Linked DNA regions of Homo sapiens: region 1 is linked to region 2. Evidence: read pairs that join two places in POLR2A ChIA-PET (ENCODE). Cell type or tissue: OCI-LY7. All regions are shown on one strand. Each heading gives the region's core, and the rest is flanking DNA. Links, peaks and the distances in the headings are about the cores only. Region 1 has its middle 150 kb from the start of RBMS3-AS1. Region 2 has its middle 33 kb from the start of LINC01985.

Evidence for each region. ChIA-PET counts read pairs that join two places held together with the same protein. Peaks named below come from ENCODE experiments on the same cell type or tissue, not always from the same donor. Only the 100,000 strongest peaks of a DNase experiment are listed, where the experiment ranks them.
Region 1: POLR2A ChIA-PET joins it to region 2 with 8 read pairs; 2 of 35 experiments call an interaction of 5 or more read pairs at or near these places.

The regions. Positions count from the first base shown.
Region 1 is chr3:30,082,257-30,091,150 of GRCh38, reverse strand. No RefSeq gene overlaps it. Among named protein-coding and RNA genes, the nearest start is that of RBMS3-AS1, 150 kb to the right of the region's middle. RefSeq lists enhancers at 4,904-5,781, 5,782-6,661. In OCI-LY7, for the core only: no CTCF peak of the experiment used is centred there; no DNase peak of the experiment used is centred there.
Region 2 is chr3:30,547,454-30,556,347 of GRCh38, reverse strand. No RefSeq gene overlaps it. Among named protein-coding and RNA genes, the nearest start is that of LINC01985, 33 kb to the right of the region's middle. RefSeq lists enhancers at 3,982-4,516, 4,602-5,134, 6,093-6,978. In OCI-LY7, for the core only: no CTCF peak of the experiment used is centred there; DNase peaks (open chromatin) are centred at 4,877 and 7,597.

The DNA.
Region 1 (8,894 bases), core at 701-8,700, 470 kb after region 2:
GTTCAAACCCATTAAATTATGTACATTAAATATCTGCAGTTATTTTGTGTATTAATTGCATCCTAGAAAAGCTATTAAAATGAATAAAGTAGGAGAAGCTGAAGAGGGGGAAATGGAGACTTGCTGTTCAATGGTGTAAAATTTCAGTCATGCAAATTAAAAGTTTGGAGATCTGCTATACAGTATTATGCTTATAGTTAACAATTCTGCACTATTCACTTAAAAATTGTTAAGAGCATGTATCTCATGTTACAAGGGTTTTTTTTTTATAATCACAACAAAAGAAATAAAAAGAAAAAAAGGAACTTACAAAGATTATGAGCCCTCACAACCCCATCTCAAGACATTCTATAAACAAGGGCTGTAATATATCAAAGATGGAGGCCTCCATCAGTGACAATCCAACTAAATTGCTTGAGAAAAAGATGAGTAACAGAGCTTTGGCATTTAAAAACATAAAAGATAGAGAGTTTGTGGACTCTGAATAGAGTGGAGGGTCGGCTGAAGGAAGACAGCAGGAAGGGACAGAATTCTATAATGGAAAAAAGTAGCTGGATTCTGAGCCCATCGGGTTGACATAACTCTGGGTTTCCTAATGGCCCCCAAAAATGTGAGGGCCAGTGAGCAGGGAAAAACATATCCTATTACCACCCCAGTTTCTTAGACTCAGAAATGGCAAAAAATCCAAATGTAAAGAGGCACGAATCATAGTGAAAGAATAAGGACTACACTTTTGCACTGAATATGGCAATAACTGTTTTATATCAGCTGCCAATATTTAGTGTCCTTGAACCCTTAGATATGCCCCATCTCAAAAATATTTTGTATCCTGGAAAGAACAAACCCCATCAACTCCCTTATTCAATTTTACATTCAATTAGATGCCCACAAGTAAGTGTTGTTTCAGACTTCATCTTATTACTATTTGTGTGTTTGGGTCCAACATGCCAGGGGTAGATGAAGAGTAGCTACATTGTTACAGAAGAAAAGTAAAAACCAGGAAGTGTTTATAAAGTAACTATTATTAGAAGCAATTCAGTCCAATTATTTACTGTCTACGTACACTATTTCTTAAACATCTACCTCACTAGGATGAATTCTGGAGTGTCCTGAAACCATTTAGCCTCAAAGGGTTCTGCTTTTGGGTAAACCAGTTTGCCAAAATTATGATAATTTTAACTGATTACCTTTAGCTTCCAAATAACTGTTTTATGGATCTATATTTTCTAATGAAATTTTAGATATGAGAAGAAAGAGTAAACCTATTTTGAAATTATAAAATTATGATAACTTTCACCATTCTTTATAGATCTGAAATTTGTACTTCATTAATCTGTTAAGTTATTGTTTTCTATGATTCCTCCTAATGATATATGTGAGTCAAAACCCAATCTAGTCTTGTTAATTTTTTCCCTGGAAGATGTGAGAAGAGGAGAAAATTCTTTATGAAGGGTTTGAGTCAACTTGGACGTCCAGGGAATTTTTTTTTTTCCCTCGTAGGAACATACAGAATTAAGACTTTTCTTCCTTATTCATAATGGAGTTATGCCACTATCATTGTGCCATTTCCTGAAATATATGTGGCATATCTTTCCTGAAAAATGTTACATAATATTAGCAAATATCCTGCTTAAAGTATAAAACTATTTGCTTGAGCTTTTTGATACATTAGGGAAAAATATTTTAATTACAGAAAAAGAAGTTGTAATTCTACTTCACTGTGGCTTCTACAATTTCTGCTGGAAACAGGCCCTCCCTTTGCTGCAATTGCTAAATGCGTTCCATAGTGTGCTTTGGACACAGTCCCATATTTAATCCTAATGACTGGGTAGAAAGTGCCAGCCCTGGGCTTCAGGACCACATAAGAATTGATGAGCCCCCCTTGAAACCAAGTGCAAGAGGCCGAAGGACTAATGTCTGGATATTGCTTTTCATTGCATTTAATAAGGAATAAAAGCCTTGGACTGCCCTCTGCTCTTTGTTTTCCCACAATTTCCATCTAACTGTTATTAAAGGAAACAAAGCACAGTCTAAAAACTTCTGATTTGCCAACTGCTAACTGCTAGATCTCTCATGAGAGCATACATAATACTTTCTATAGGAGAAGTGTACAAGTCCCCTTAGGAAGTCAGCATTGAAAGTCACTCTGATAGGGACAAAAGGCAGAGAAATTCTAGACAGAGAGGAGAGGGGAGGAGAAAAGAAGTAGCCAGACATCTGAGAGAAGCAGCTTGACTTCAGAGGGACAGCTTGATGGCAGGGCTTTGGAGAAGAGCCTTGCCAGGGGTGGCCAGACTCCAGGGGAAGACAACCTTCCCAGTCTATCCCCTTTTCGGCTCCCTTTCCTGATGAAAGCCACTTTCATTGGCAATAAAAATCCTCCATATTCACTACCTTTCAATTTGTTCATGTGACCTGATTCTCCTGGACATTGAACAAGAGCTTGGGAGCCACGGGTGCAGATGCTTTAGCCGTTTAATTCTTAAGCCCTCTAAAGATGGCAAAGCTAAAAGAGCACTGTAATACATGCCCTCTGGGGCTCCAGGGGTCACAGGTACACCCCTAGGTGCCGCCATGGGGCTGCGCTGAGTTCTGCTTTGGCTGGTGCCCAGAAGTACTAGTCCCAGCTCCTGAACCTGCTCACCTGTGTGCTCCTCCTCCCGCAAGGGGTTAAGAGCTACGGGCTGAGTAAGCAAGGCACCCCTTTTGCGAGGTCCGTTAAGGGGTCAGGGAAAATTTTCTGTTTCAACTCCACATGGAGTTGACTCTACTTATGGTCCAGTGGAGAAGCAACTACATGCCTAATAAAGACAATAGGAATTCAATGCAGCCCCTTAGGGACATTGGAGCCACCATCGTTAGCTAGTTGAAACTTCCTAGGTTGTTTTTAAGTTTTCTTCATCACTCTAACTCTAGTACTGAAATTTTCAGTTTTTCCTTCCTTGTGTTGAACTTTCATGTTTCTACTCTCAAGGAAATTATAGCTGATTGAGAACTATTCATAGAAAGTGGGTTGAGAAAATAGACATGTGCAGAAAGGTGTGAGCATATCAGTCAACGCATTTTCAACCTCTAAAAGAAGGGCACATTCGGCTAGGCACACTGGTGCAGGCCTATAATCCCAGCACTTTGGGAGGCCAAGGTGGGTGGTTCACTTGAGCCCAGGAGTTTGAGACCAGCCTGGGCAACATGGTAAAACCCTGCCTCTACATAAAATACAAAAATTAGCCAGATGTGGTGGTGTATGCCTGTAGTCCTAGTTACTCAGGAGGCTGAGGTAGGAGGATCACTTAAGCCTGGGTGGTTGAGGTTGCAGTGAGCCAAGATCATGCCACTGCACTCCAGTCTAAGTGACAAGGTGAGATCCTGTCTCAAAAGAAGAAGAAGAGGAGGAGGAGGAGAAGGAGGAGGAGGGAGGGAGGAGGACGGAGGGCACTTTTTTTTGAGACAGAGCTTGCTTTGTCGTTAGGCTGCAGTCCCGAGGAGGAGGAGGAAGAGGGGGAGGAGGAGGAGGTGGAGGGGGAGGGGGGAGGGGGAGGAGGAGGAGGGGGAGGGGGAGGAGGGAGGGAGGACAGAGGGCACATTTTTTTTTTGGCGACGGAGTCTTGCTCTGTCGTTAGGCTGGCGTGCAGTGGTGTGATCTTGGCTCACTGCAACCTCCGCCTCTTGGGTTCAAGTGATTCCCCTGCCTCAGCCTCCTGAGTAGCTGGGACTACAAGCACGCGCCACCATACGTGGCTAATTTTTTTATATTTTAGTAGAGACGGGGTAGGAGGGCACATTTTTAAGAAGAAAACTTTGAACACATTCATTGATGCTCTTCTCTTCTAGGACCTTTTTTAAGATTTATAGTGAGCACTTACTCATTGAGTATAAACATAGCTCTATGTAAATCAACATAGGGTCACATACTGTGAAGCCAAAAGTATCTAAGACAGGTCTCAATCAATTTAGAAAGTCTGTTTTGCCAAGGTTGAGAATGTACCCATGACACTGCCTCAGCAGGTGATTACCACATGTGCCCAAGGTGCTCAGGGCACACCTTGGTTTTACACATTTTAGGGAGACATGAGACATCAATCAATGTGTAAGATGTATATTGGTTTGGTCCAAAAAGGCAGCACAACTCAAAGTGGGGGCTTCCAGGTCATAGGTAGATAAGAAACAAGAGTTTGCATTATTTTAGGTTTTTGATCAGCCTTTCACTGAATTCACATTTTACATGTAGGGCTGTGGGTAGAGGAATAGGTATTTATGCCCTAGTCTAGCTCAGTGAATCTGCATTTTTACATAAATAATAGGGCAGAGGAAGGAACCAGATATGCATTTGCCTCAGGTGAGCAGAGGGATTACTTTTAGTTCTGTCAGTCCTTTGTCCCACCCCTGTGAAGATAAGCTATTAATTTATATTGTCAGTATAAAATTCAACAGAACTGTTTTAGGGTAAAGATTTTGAGGCCCACAAGGAATTTTCTTGTAGGCAAATTGTGAGAGAGGTATGCAGCTTTTTTTTTTTTTTTTTTTTAATCTTTGGAGCTATCTTATTAAGGAATAAAATGGGAGGCAGGTTTACCTGATGCAGTTCCTAGCTTGACTTTTCCCTTTGGCTCAGTGATTATGGGGTCCCAAAATTTATTTTCTTTTCACAATACATAAGCTCTATCTGATTTCTTCTTTAAAACTTTACTTGTGGATTTATTCAATGCAAAGTCTTGCATACTGATGAAATTTAGAGTTGAGAGACTGCAGGTTAACATTCAGAAAATTATTCTGTATAATAAAAGAGACACTAACCAGTTAATTTCAAACTTGGCAAGCCTATGATTGCCTAGTACTTCTCTGGATGCCTGTGTGTTTCTACTAATTCATAACATGGTAGAACATGGGCCAGAATGTGAGAGGAAAAAAATGATCTATTCTAACAGTTTCTAACTATCCAATCTTTTTTGAGAGAAAGTCTTCAAGAACCTAGCGTCAATTTTGTAAATTCAAAGAGTGGGCAAAAACATATATTGTAACTGAGAGTGTTGACGAGAAAAGAGTCAAACTCTGAAAAATATTTGAAGAGATTTATTCTGAGCCAAATATGAGTGACCATCACCCGTGACACAGCCCTCAGGAAGTCCTGAGAACATGTGCCCAAGGTGGTCAGGGCGCAGCTTGGTTTTATACATGTTAGGGAGGCATGAGACATCAATCAAATACATTTGAGAAATACATTGGTTTGGTCCAGAAAGGCGGGACAATTCGAAGTGGGGGGCTTCCAGGCTATAGGTAAATTTAAACATTTTCTGGTTGACAATTGGTTGAGTTTGTCTAAAGACCTGAGATCAATGGAAAGGAAATGTTTAGGTTAAGATGAAAGATTGTGGAAACCAGGGTTCTTTTGAAGTCTCATAGTGGCTGCTGTTAGAGACAATAGATGACAAACGTTTCCTATTCAGACCTTTAAAAGGTTCAAGACTCTCAGCTAATCTCTTCAGGATTGGGAGGGCCAGGAAGAAAAAGATCTAGCTATGTTAATAGAGATTCTTTACAGATGCAAATTTTCCTCCACAAAGGACAGCTTTGCAAAGGCCATTTCAAAATATGGCAAAGAAACATGTTTGGGGGTAAAATATTTTGATTTTCTCCTTTGTCACATGTTATGCCAGAGGCAGATTGGAAAGTCAGTCATGATATATATGGTTAAATAAAACCATCTGATGAGAATTTATGGTTTGTAAGGCATGACTTCCCAGACCCCTTAGATAGGAATGTGGGCAAGATAAGAAAAAATCAGAGCTTAGTCATCAGGACTACCCCCATTTTTCTAACAGATAGTTTATTTTCTCTCTATCTTTTTCCTCCTTTTCCCCACTTCCTATTTAGCCCTTTAGAAATGCAAATATAGCCTTTCACCTCCCCTTCACCAGGCATTCCCTACAGGTCAAGTTCTAACTCTGTGCTTAGGAGCCACAGAAAGGAACTCTCAGCCAGCAGGAGGTTTCCTGAAGAGATAACAGTCTATTTACAACCCAAAGTCTACCTGCCCAAGAAGAAGAAGAAAGTGTCAGCAGAACCAGCTGGGTAGATAGGGCACCAAGCTAACATGTGGACCCCTCATCTGCTCACTCCCCCTCCCACCATGGGCAGTTCATGTTAGGCACCCTTTAAAATTGCTCACTTTCGGCCCGGCGCAGTGGCTCACGCCTGTAATCCCAGCACTCTGGGAGGCCGAAGTGGGTGGATCACCTGAGGTCGGGAGTTTGAGACCAGCCTGACCAACATGGAGAAACCCCGTCTCTACTAAAAATACAAAAAATTAACCAGGCGTTGTGGCGCATGCCTGTAATCCCAGCTACTTAGGAGGCTGAGGCAGGGGAATCACTTGAACCCTGGAGGCAGAGGTTGCAGTGAGCTGAGATTGTGCCATTGCACTCCAGCCTGGGCAACAAGAGCGAAACTCCATCTCAAAAAAAAAAAAAAAAAAAAAAAAGCGCTCACTTTCTGCTTTGAAAGTGAAGTGGTGCCCTTAAAGGCAGGAAACCTGTACTTCTCCTGAGCTAGCTTTGGAATAAAAAGTCATTTTCTGTATAGCAGACCTTGCTCTTGTTAATTGAACTCCGTAAGCGGCGAGTTACTGAACCAGGGTTTCAGTTACAATATGACATGATTTATAGAAGACCAAAACCCCTCCCTCTTCCCAGGACCTATACTGTTTCTCTGAATATATTGCCATATTGTTCCCTTGACCATATAATGTTTCAAACATTTTATCCAGGGAGCTCTTATATGCAACAATTGTCACTTGGCAGAAATGAAGGATTGTGAATGAACAAAAAGTAAAAGAAGAAAAAGAAAACAAAATTGTTGAAGGGAGAAGTAGAAAAAAGTCTAAAATCTGGGGAACCATTAGAAAGCAGACTGCGTGACTGTCAAAGTCAAAGACTGACAAGTCAGGGAGTGACTTGGTCAAGGTTTAGGTGAAAGAGGAACTAAAAAATGATTTGGAGATGGTGAAAATATAATCTATTTCCATTTTGCTTAATTCTTACTTGATTTCTTAATTAGAACCAATAAGGGATGAATGTTGCTGTTTCTCCTAGATCTATATTAACATAAAGATACTTCTGGGCTGGACACAGTGGCTCATGCCTGTAACCCCAGCACTTTGGGAGGCTGAGGCGGGTGGATTGCTTGAGCCCAGGAGTTTGAGACCAGCCTGGGCAACATAGTGAGACCCCATCTCTACAAAAAATACAAAAATAAAAATCAGCCAAGTGTAGTGGCACATGTCTATAGTCCCAGCTACTCAGGAGGCTGAAGTGGGAGCACTGTTTGAGAGGTGGAGGTTGCAGTGGGGTATGACCATACCACTGCATTCCAGCCTGGATGTGAGAGTGAGACCTTGTCTCAAAAAAAAAAACAAAACAACAACAACAAAAAAACTTTGGTGTTCTGCCTAAGGGCATACAAAAACTTGGAGATTCCCTATAGAATTGTTTCTCCAGTTCCTTCTGGTGAGGCAGTGCTGGGATAACAGGGAACTGCACACTGGATAATAGGTTTACACTCTCTTCAGTGGCCACCCCGAATCAGGTATCTCAGCAAGCAGAAACCAACAGGAAGGTAAAAAACAAACTGTGTTTGCGGATGATGGCATAATACAGTCATATTGCCGCAGGCTCTCTTGTCCCTTTAAAAGAACAGCATCTCCTTTGCATCTACCATTTGGAGGGCACTCACCAATGGAGTAGTTTTATAGTGTGCTATTTTATTTTAAGAGTCACCCTAAATTGATTATTCAAACACAGCAGCGCATTAAGATTATTGCTGCACTGCTAGGGGAAAAACAAAGAAGAAGAAAAGGGACAAAGAAAAACATGTTCTGGCAGTTGGCAGAAAGCATGTCAATCCGATAGCAGAAGCTGCGACAGAGCAAAAGTGAAATATCTCTGCTTCTGTTAAGGAATAACATGTACAAAGAGTAGTCTTCTGAAGCAAACACATTGATAAACAGATGGCTCTGATCCTATCAGAAAAAATTCAACCAAGTAGTCACACTTTAGAACTGAAATACAGAGAGCTACTTGGGAGAAGAGGATGAGGGAAAGATAAAAATAAAACTCATAGCTCATTCTTAAGTCAGAGAAAACCCTTAATTAATCAGTTTTGGTTCTCGTGGTTCTTCATTCTCCTTTGAATAGTAAAACCTGGTCCTTCTGTGAGACACAAAAGACTCATCTACATAGAAAAGCCAGTTCGTTTCTCAGGTTCCTAAGTTCTGGTACCTGAAAGTAACTAGACCTTCTCCGGTCGTCCCCACACAAGCCAGCCTTAACCTGCTGCCTGCTGGGTAGGGTTTTTGCCGCTTTTCTCATCCCGCTGAACTATTTAGAGGATCGCAAGAGGAGATGAGTTTAAGAGGGACTTTTTCCACTCTCAGGGAAATCCTAGCCTTGATTTCTATGCCAGGCAAAATTCCAGTTTCTTTAGGGAAGACTCAATTTTTTGAGCCTGTAATAGCACTGTGGAAGAAATCTTGATATCTGACTTCTCACCTAAGATCTGCTAAGAACTAGTTATTCAACATTTTAAAAGCATGTGCACTTTGACATACCAATTCCACTTCTAGGAATTTATTCCTCAAGCATTCTTTCACACATGTACAAAATATCATTTGGACAATATTAAATGCTACATTTTAGGAAGAGCTAGAGTTTGTAAACAAGAAAATTTTAGCATTATGGGACTCGCTAAATAAGTTCTGGTACATCCATATACTGAAATATTATACAACCAATAAAGTGAATAAAGCTATTCCATACACAAGTGCCAGGTGTGTCCCACAAACCCTGGCCAATGGATTAAATGAGTACTCAGACACAGGCATGCAGTGTAAGAGAGCTAGG
Region 2 (8,894 bases), core at 293-8,292:
ATGAAGCATCATAAATTTTCAACAGAGCCCTTGCTTTTCTCCCGTGCCATCAAGCTTCCTCTCTCATCTATTTCACTGAATGAGAAGACATGTGAAACAGACCTATAGCTTGGCTGCAGTCAATCCACAGCTGAAATATGACATGAACAAGGAATAAGCCTTTGTTGTAAGCCAGTAAGAATTTAGAGTTTTTGTTACTGCAGCAAACTCATACAAAGAGGATCCAACAACTCATTGACAAGAAGCAGTCCAAGAAGAAAGTTGCAGAAGTGCAAAAATGATAATCTAAGGAAGGAATTGTGACTAGAAGCTGGGAAGTGGGTCAGGCACTAAAGAATGGGAACGTGAATTTGGTTGGGTAAATTCTTTAAATTTTGCCAAATGTCATCTTTTACATTATACAGCAAAGTGGTTATAAGTAGGGGTTCCGAGACCAGACACATAGGTTCTAATTCTCAATGCTCCATTGGCAAATTGTTTGTCCTTGGTCAAGTTATATAAATTCTTCTCTAAAACCGGGTAATAAATAGGATTGTGTATTCATTAGCTGGTGTACAAGGAGGATAAAATGTATCAACACCTAGCACTTCGGTGCTTGGTCTATATCACGCACTGAATAAATGCTAGTTAGTATTAATGTGAGAATTCTTTTTTTCACCCCCGTTATCCCAAAATACTATGCTTTGGGCTTTCCCTAGACAATGAGAAAATTACCAGAGCTGTAAACGTAAATCCTGACCAATGAATGAAGGTCTAGAAAAAATTGAGGCAAGACAACTAAAAGTTATAAAACGAGTAAAAATGAAAAATGTTTTCCTGGGCATGGGGGCTCACACCTGTAATCCCAGTACTTTGGGAGGCCTGGGTGGGCAGATCACTTTAAGGTCAGGAGTTCGAGACCAGCCTGGCCAATGTGGTGAAACCCTGTCTCTACTAAAAAAACTACAAAAATTAGCTGGGCTTGGTGATGTGCACCTGTAATCCCAATTACTTGGGAGGCTGAGGCAGGAAAATCACTTGAATCCAGGAGGCGGAGGTCGCAGTGAGCCAAGATTGCATGACTGCACTCCAGCTTGGGTGACAGAGGAGACTCCTTCTCCAAAAACAAAAAAAAGAAAAAGAAGAAAAATGTTTTGCCTATCTATCCAACCTTCTATTTTCCTGTGGATAGGCCTGTTTAATATTTGTACATATAAAATAATTATATATAATTTTAATAAATATGATATATAATTATATTACATATAAATATAATTATATATAGAATTCTTCCTTTGCCTTTAGTGTGTGTGTGTATATGTATGTGTGGGTGTTTATATATAGTGTGTGTCTATATAAACCTATATACACACATACTAAAGACAAAGGCAAAGGCCTTCAGTGTGTGTGTGTATGTGTATATACACGCTAAAGGCAAAGGAAGAATTCAAAATATTCTACTTTTTAGTTTAATTGCTATTATTAATTTTTATTGGAAACTTTTGAACATACACAAACTGGTGGGAATTGTAAAATGAGCCCCAGTGTATTCAGCACCTAAGTATAGCAATAATCGGCTCATGACTATTCTCATTTCATTTAAGCTCCTTCTTCCCCTGCCCCACTAGCTTATTATTAAGAAAATTCCAGACATCATAGCATTTGGTTTAATAACTTTGAAAAACAGTTTGCAATGAATCTTTTTCTAATAAAGGATAGCATGTTTGGACTCTTAGAGTTTCTTATTATCAATTACATAGCATCAGAAAATTAGAGTGTAATTATTAACTGGTGGGTGGTATATCAGCTTGTTAAAACACAAAGTATGAGCTGTGATCATGGTCTAGAGCCAAGAGTCTGCCACACATGCTTCCCACATGGCTTCAGGGCACTTCTTCTTCAAGTGCAGTGATGTGAGCAAGATATTTAAGAGTGGCACCTTATAAAGCCTAAAGAACAAATCATTGCCAAAAAAAGTCAATTCATTTTATTTCAACACATATTTAAAGACCATCAATAATCCAATATACTTTATTATTTGCGAAAAAATAGGTGATTGCAAGATAGCCCTGCCCTTATAGTCCCATAAGGAGAGAGACACATGTATAGTTAATTATAACCCAAGACAATTTGAAGACTTTTAGTAGAGAATTCCAAACCAAAGGCTGTATCATCACAGAGGGAGTGTGAGTCATTTTGTGTTTGGGGAGATGAGGCGAAGAGAGACAGTTTTCTAGAGAGAGCAATTTTTTTTTTTTTTTTTTTGAGGCAGAGTCTTTCTCTGTCACCCAGGCTGGAGTACAGTGGTGCCATCTTGGCTCACTGCAACCTCAGGTTCAAGCAATCCTCCTGCCTCAGCCTCCTGAGCAGCTGAGACTACTGCAGCGCACCACCATGCCTGGGTAATTTTTGTATTTTTAGTAGAGAGGGGGTTTCAAAATGTTGGCCAGGCTGGTCTCAAACTCCTGACCTCAGGTGATTCATCTGCCTTAGCCTCTGAAAGTGCTGGGATTACCGGCATGAGCCACTGCGAGAATGAGTAGCATTTTTGACTGGTGAACTAGAAAGTAAGTGGGTAAGAAAAGAAAACATTTTTTAAAAGGTGTGAACATATATATGCATAGAATATCAAAGGAATCAGTGATGTTTTGTATCCCAAATCTGGAACCTTCTTTCTAGTGTTATATAAATTTAAGTAGTGTTCTAGAAACTTTTTTTAAAAAATAACGACATCTCTTGGTGGCATCACTGAACACTTTCTACATACTGATGAAATTTTATGTACAAATTAAATAATAAAACATTTGTATTTATTTTACATATTGCCATAAAACGAGGGTCAGCAAACTATGACCCTCAGGCCAAATCTGGCCCTTTGCCTATTGTTGTAAATAAAGTTTTGTTAGAACATAGCCACACCCATTCAGTTAGTATAATCTCTAGCTACTTTAGTGCTACAATGGCAGAGGTGAGTAGTTGTAAGAGATCAACTATATTGCAAAGCCTAAAGTATTTACTTAGGGTCAGGATTAGTGAGAGCTTCCTTAAATTTTGTGACTGAGACACCTCACTTGCCTCACTTTAGTCCTGATCTTGTGTTTACTATCTGGCTCTTAACTTTTTCCAAGCCCTGTTATACAATAAAAGGCTTTGTAGCAGATAATACTCTTAAATTTAGCATTTTCCCTGAGATAAAATGACGTCTGTTCATTCTCTAAGGAACCAGAAGACTAGGAAGTGGTGGGTTGTGCACATTCATTAGTATACAGTAATACATTACCAAGTGGAAAATGTAGTCTGCCTTTTCTGCAAAGCATCCTGAAAAGTGACGTGGACCAGGGCTTTTCATTGATTGCAGTATGGATGAATCAAATAGGATTCATTTGTTGGTCTTTCCCTTTTCTTATTTATCCCATGTAATACACTTATCTTTTCCTTTCCAGATATTTCTCCCATTAGGTTGCATTATTATAAACTTCGGGTTATATGGGCAGATTGCTTTGTATTTTATGCTTTTTGAATCAGTGCATGCATTGAGTTCAATAAAATTACTTTCATACAACATAAATAACTAGACAACAAAAGATTAGCCAGAATAAAGGAAAACTCAAATGGAATGTCAATGCCTCTAGCCCCTTCATCTTCTCCTGTGTTTTCATCCACTCCCTCAGGTTACTCTAAAGAGTGCTCTAAATACGCCCTGAGCTTGTCATGTTTCTAATGAAGTATTCTTCCATATGAGTTCCATTGTCACTTTAGTCAGGGTGTTCTGTTCAGAGAAGATTGCTTTGGACAATGTTTTATGTAAATTTTTATCTATCTTTTATAGCTGTCACCATAAAGTTTCATATTGTACAGTTTGAGGGCATCACATCACCAATGTGACAAACAATAGACAGAACCAGGGATGCAGATATAATGTGAATATGCCAAGAGATTTGTAAATTTCTTTTTAAGAGAAGATACAGTGTAGGGGAAGAAAAATCATTTTCTCTCTTTCCTTCATAGTTCTTAACTGGGACTCCTTCTAACAAAAGACAGATTAAAAAGAGGAAAAAAAAATAGAAGTTAGTTAACATGTATTCCTCATGCATACATTGGAGAAAAACCAGTGAAATGAGAAGTCTCCAGAATGTATCTCAAAGAAGGCATTTAAACTTCAGACTTAAATATCACCATATTCTGAAACAACGAAGGGTGTGGGGAAAGGCCCAGCTAAGGTGAGATGAGCAAGAGAAGTGAAAGGTAAGGTTTGTTATGCAGATGCCTTCTCCATTGATGCTGGAATCTCTAGTGATTTAGTCTTCCTTCTCTTCTTGGTGTAGAGAGGAAGATACCCTTAACAAATGGACACTTAATTTACAGATATCAATTTCATTTACAAAAAGGTAACTTTTAAGAGCTATGCCTGTGTCTGCCTACTTTCTGAATGTAACCAGCTCAAAATAATCCTTATGTGAAAAAGGCATATTTGGAGTGCCCTATTCAGATCTACAGTCATATTTTGGGGTGGTGTTGAGTTCTGAGCCCCATCAGTAGCTACTCATTAGTATATTAAAATTGTTGGTGTATTTTGAAACTTCAAGGATATAAACATTATGTAATACAAAAGCTAATAATTGATTGGGTAAACATTAGATAACTAACAAAATAATGCAAATAGTAGGAAATACAAGGATGCATTTGAGGTTTCTAAAGCATTCCAAAGAAAAAGTAGGTTTTTTTCTTGTTGTTTATTTACAGCTGTGTGAAAATGTTACAGGTAGTTAAGCATGAGTAGGGCAGGAAAGGGCTCTCCCCCACCCACTAGAAATGTCAGGTGATGATGGTTCAGCAATTATCACATTGCTTCTCTAAAAATGATAGTTAGGCAGTGTCAGGGAGAGGCCATTTCCTGATGGTCCACACCTGTTAACATAAAAATGTTAATTGAATGCAGACCCCAGGGGGAAGCAACTTCCTGGGCATGCGTGTTAAGATAAAATCTTCTGGGTCACACTCCACTGGAAAAGGGAAGAAAGCATCAGATGGGCATGTGTATAACTACCTAAACATACTGAGCATGTTCAATTCCCAAAGGTAAGGAGAGCACCGAGCATGAGGAAAACCCACCCTAAGGGAAGAAACATGGGAAAGAGTTGAGCCTATAAAGTCCTAGGATCAAGGTTAAAGGTCATTTTTGCTGTCTTCTTCTGCTCTCTTTTCTCTCCTGGACCTTCAAGTGCCTGATTGGACGTCTTTCAAGTGAATTTTCCTATCTTTCCTATTCTAAAGCCTTTTTAAATAAACTTCCACTTCTGCTCTGAAACTTTCCTTGGTCTTTTTCTGCTTTATGCCCCTCAGTCAAATTCTTTCTTCCGAGGAGGCAAGGACTGAAGTTGCTGTGAACCCATACAGATTTGCCGCTTGTAACTCAGGGTAACTCAGATCTCTTCCACCGCTAACAAAAAGAGATATCAAATAGAGATAAATAAAATATTGTTCTGATGCCCAGCTAAAGTTAAGGATCTTAAATTTTTCATGGATCTGTTACCAACCATGGGTTCTTGCGCTTTCAGTGCAATAGAAATTGACATGAGGCCAAAAGAGTTCTCGCAGACAAGGCTTCATTGGAGCTTATGCCCGGGCATAAGGGAGACAGCATGAGAGAGAATTCCCCGACTCGCTTTCTGGAAAAAGCCAGTTGGGATATGAGGCAAAGCACAGGAATTTATATTAGGGGTAGGGTATGCAGGTCAGCATTATCTGGTTGTGATGGCTATCTTGAGTAATGGTTCACCTGGTGGTCTGGCCTGTGGCAACAAGGCTGCAAATCAATTGTTCAGCACTTCTTCCTGAGGTGAGACACTCTGCAACCTAGGTTTGATATTTTGGATTTCCTAAGGCCATTTCCTGGAATTCTTGAAATAAAGGGCATGGTTAAACATTGTGAAAGCACAGAAAGACAATATAGAATGGCTATTTTCTTTCTATGACTAAAGGCTTAAGTTAATGGTACAGTGTCAGGTAGTGGCACAGGTTTTGCAATCAGTGGGAATGCATGGAAGAATGCTCTAGTGGGGATGAACTGAAAAAAAGCCCTGTTCCTACTTTGTCTCAGATCTAGATTAAAATTTGATCAGTATGGATAACTGGAAACTATTAGTATTCTGTATGCAGGCATGGGAAATTGAATACATGAAATTTACTGAAGGTCGAAATAAAAAGTTTTTAAAAGGTGGTAGTATGATCACCTTAGAGAGCAAAGAAGACAAGGTACAGAAACCAAATGGTAGTTGAAAATAATAAAATACATAGTGGTGTGTGTGACTACTATATTCTATACTCTTTGCAGCTCAGAAATCCTGCTAACCGAAGTCTCTAGAAATTCAAGTTATGGGGACAAATGACTGGATAATGTTTATACATCCCACGTGTTTCAGGAAGAAAAACACCCTTCCCACACTCTCCAAAGTCTTCCAACTCCATATGCAATCAAGTGGTACACAATAGGGTGCTTATGTGGTGTTTAGCCCTTCCTCAAAAGAACCTGGCATAAGTCTCAGTAGGAGACAGGATATCAGAATAAATAGGTCATTGTTCCATTCCATTAGGGCAATTCTGGTGTTCCTGTTGCTTGACAAAGACACAAGTGCCGGGAAGTGAGGTCGATTGTTTCCTAGGACTCACATTTTAAAGTGCTCCTCAGTTGCTTCTTTTCAGAGTGGTTCCTTTGGTACAAGCCCAGCTGGAAAAAAGGTCTGGAGAACAATGCCACGGAGAGATAGTCTTTTTCTTTTATTCTATTTCTCCTGTTAACCATATGTTATCAATTACTTAGCAGCTCCATTTGTAAAGCATTTTTAAAATAGAAAAGTGAACAGGCAGCATCCTATCTGGCTTGGGGAAAATCTTGTGTTAAAAAGCGGAGTGAGGAAGTCTTGCCATCAGCATGATAGACCTGTAGAAGTCAGACCAGGGTTGGTGATACTCTTTTCCTAGTGATGAGGGCACATTTTAACCACTCTTCCATGTGCCATTTAATCTAAGAAACAACTGGATTTAGAAACTTTGGAAAGGTGTCTGTAATTAGTTTGCCAGGGCTGTCATAACAAAGAACCATAGACTAGGGGGCTTAAACAGCTGTACGTTATTTTCTTAATCATTCTGAAGGCTAGAATCCAAAATCAAGGTGCCAAGAGGATTGCTTTCTTCTAAGACTTCTCTCTTTGGCTTGCAGAGGTCCACCTTATTGTGTCTTCATGTAGTCTTCCCTTTCTGTGTGTCTCTGACCTTCTCTTCTTATACGGACACCTGTCGTATTACATTAGGGCCCACCCTTATTGGTGCAGAATTTTGCTCCTTAATTTAGCTACAACCGGGTTCTCGTCACACAACCAGAAAAATTTAGGCACGTGGAAAACATTGAAGAGTAAGTAGAGCAGGATTTTACTGGGCATAAAGGGGGGAAAAAAACCAGCAAAGCAAGATGGAATCCTGCTAACAGGTCTCCCACCTCACAGAGTGAATGACTCTCAGGCCACCACACAGGGACTGAGGAAGCCAAGCTCCTCCCCCTGACTTAGCTCCACCCCCTGACTGTGGCTCCACCCCCGACTGTGGCTCCACCCCCAACCGTGGCTCCACCCTGTTCCCCAGTTCACATATAGGCATGCTCAGACAAGGCCCTGGCAGGTTTCCTCATCTGCACAAAAACATCTGATGTAAACACTTGTGGGGTGGATCTATGATTCTCCAGGGACCCCTTTTTATCTGCCTAGGCATTTGGCTGTCTCCTATGACTTCGTTTTACCTTAATTACTCTTTAAAGGCCCTATCTCCAAATATATTCCTCTTCAAAGATTCTAGGGGTTAGAGCTTCAACACAGGAATTTTAGGGGAACACAGCTCAGCTCATAACAATGTCTTTTTCACTTCTTACTTGCAGAAACTCCCGGTTTAGCTCATGATTGGACAACTATGTCACAAAAATATATCTGGTTTATAAATGTCACTTGTGCTGCTGATGGCCCACTTCATATAACAGAAATGGGTTTTGACTGCCCAGGTTAAAGTGGAAGTCACAGGTTTTTCTTTTCCTGAGCTCCGGGCTCAAAAATGGAGCTTTTCCTAGTTTCCTCAGAATTGAGTGGCAGACTAAAGTGGGGAAGTCTCTGTCAAGTGCTGGTGAGGATTGACAATCTTAATATTGGATATTGATACCATTGTCACTATCAACTGAAAAATGATGAGATTCATACATTTGGAAAGGAGAGCTTTATTTCTCATAAAGGGTTGCTAGTCCGCAGGCTGGTCATCCTGCAGAGAAGCATAGCCTCTGGCAGAAGCCAAGAGCAAGCACTTGGAGGGAGTGATAAAGGGAACAGAAATTTATGCTGAGTGGGTTGGGTAAGTATACATACTCAATAGATCACAGGAGGAGCCATGAATATTTTATGAAAGGAGGAACATGAACATGAGCAGTTGCGCTTCATGCCTCTACGTGGGTTGCATGTTTAACAAATGGCACTGTCAGCATGATACATTGGTGGAGTTTTTGGCCTTCTGATATCAAAAAGTGAAGCAGAGGATATGGAAACGCCCACTGTCCCTTTTCCATGAGCCGGCCAAAACTAGTCTGGGGATGGTGGTCAGTTTTTAGTAAGAGGTTCATTGTGAAACAGGTGAGCCGTCAAGCTGAAACTGTAAAGAGGGAGGTCTGGTCATGGCCTCAGATGATTGTCTAAAGGCAATAAAAGAATAAGTGATTTGTGGCCAAGCATGGTGGCTCACACCTGTAATCCCAGCACTTTGGGAGGCCAAGGCAGGTGGATCACCTGAGGTCAGGAGTTTGAGGCCAACCTAATGTACATGGCGAAACCCTGTCTCTACTAAAAATACAAAAACTAGCAGGGCCTGGTGGTGGGCCCTGTAAT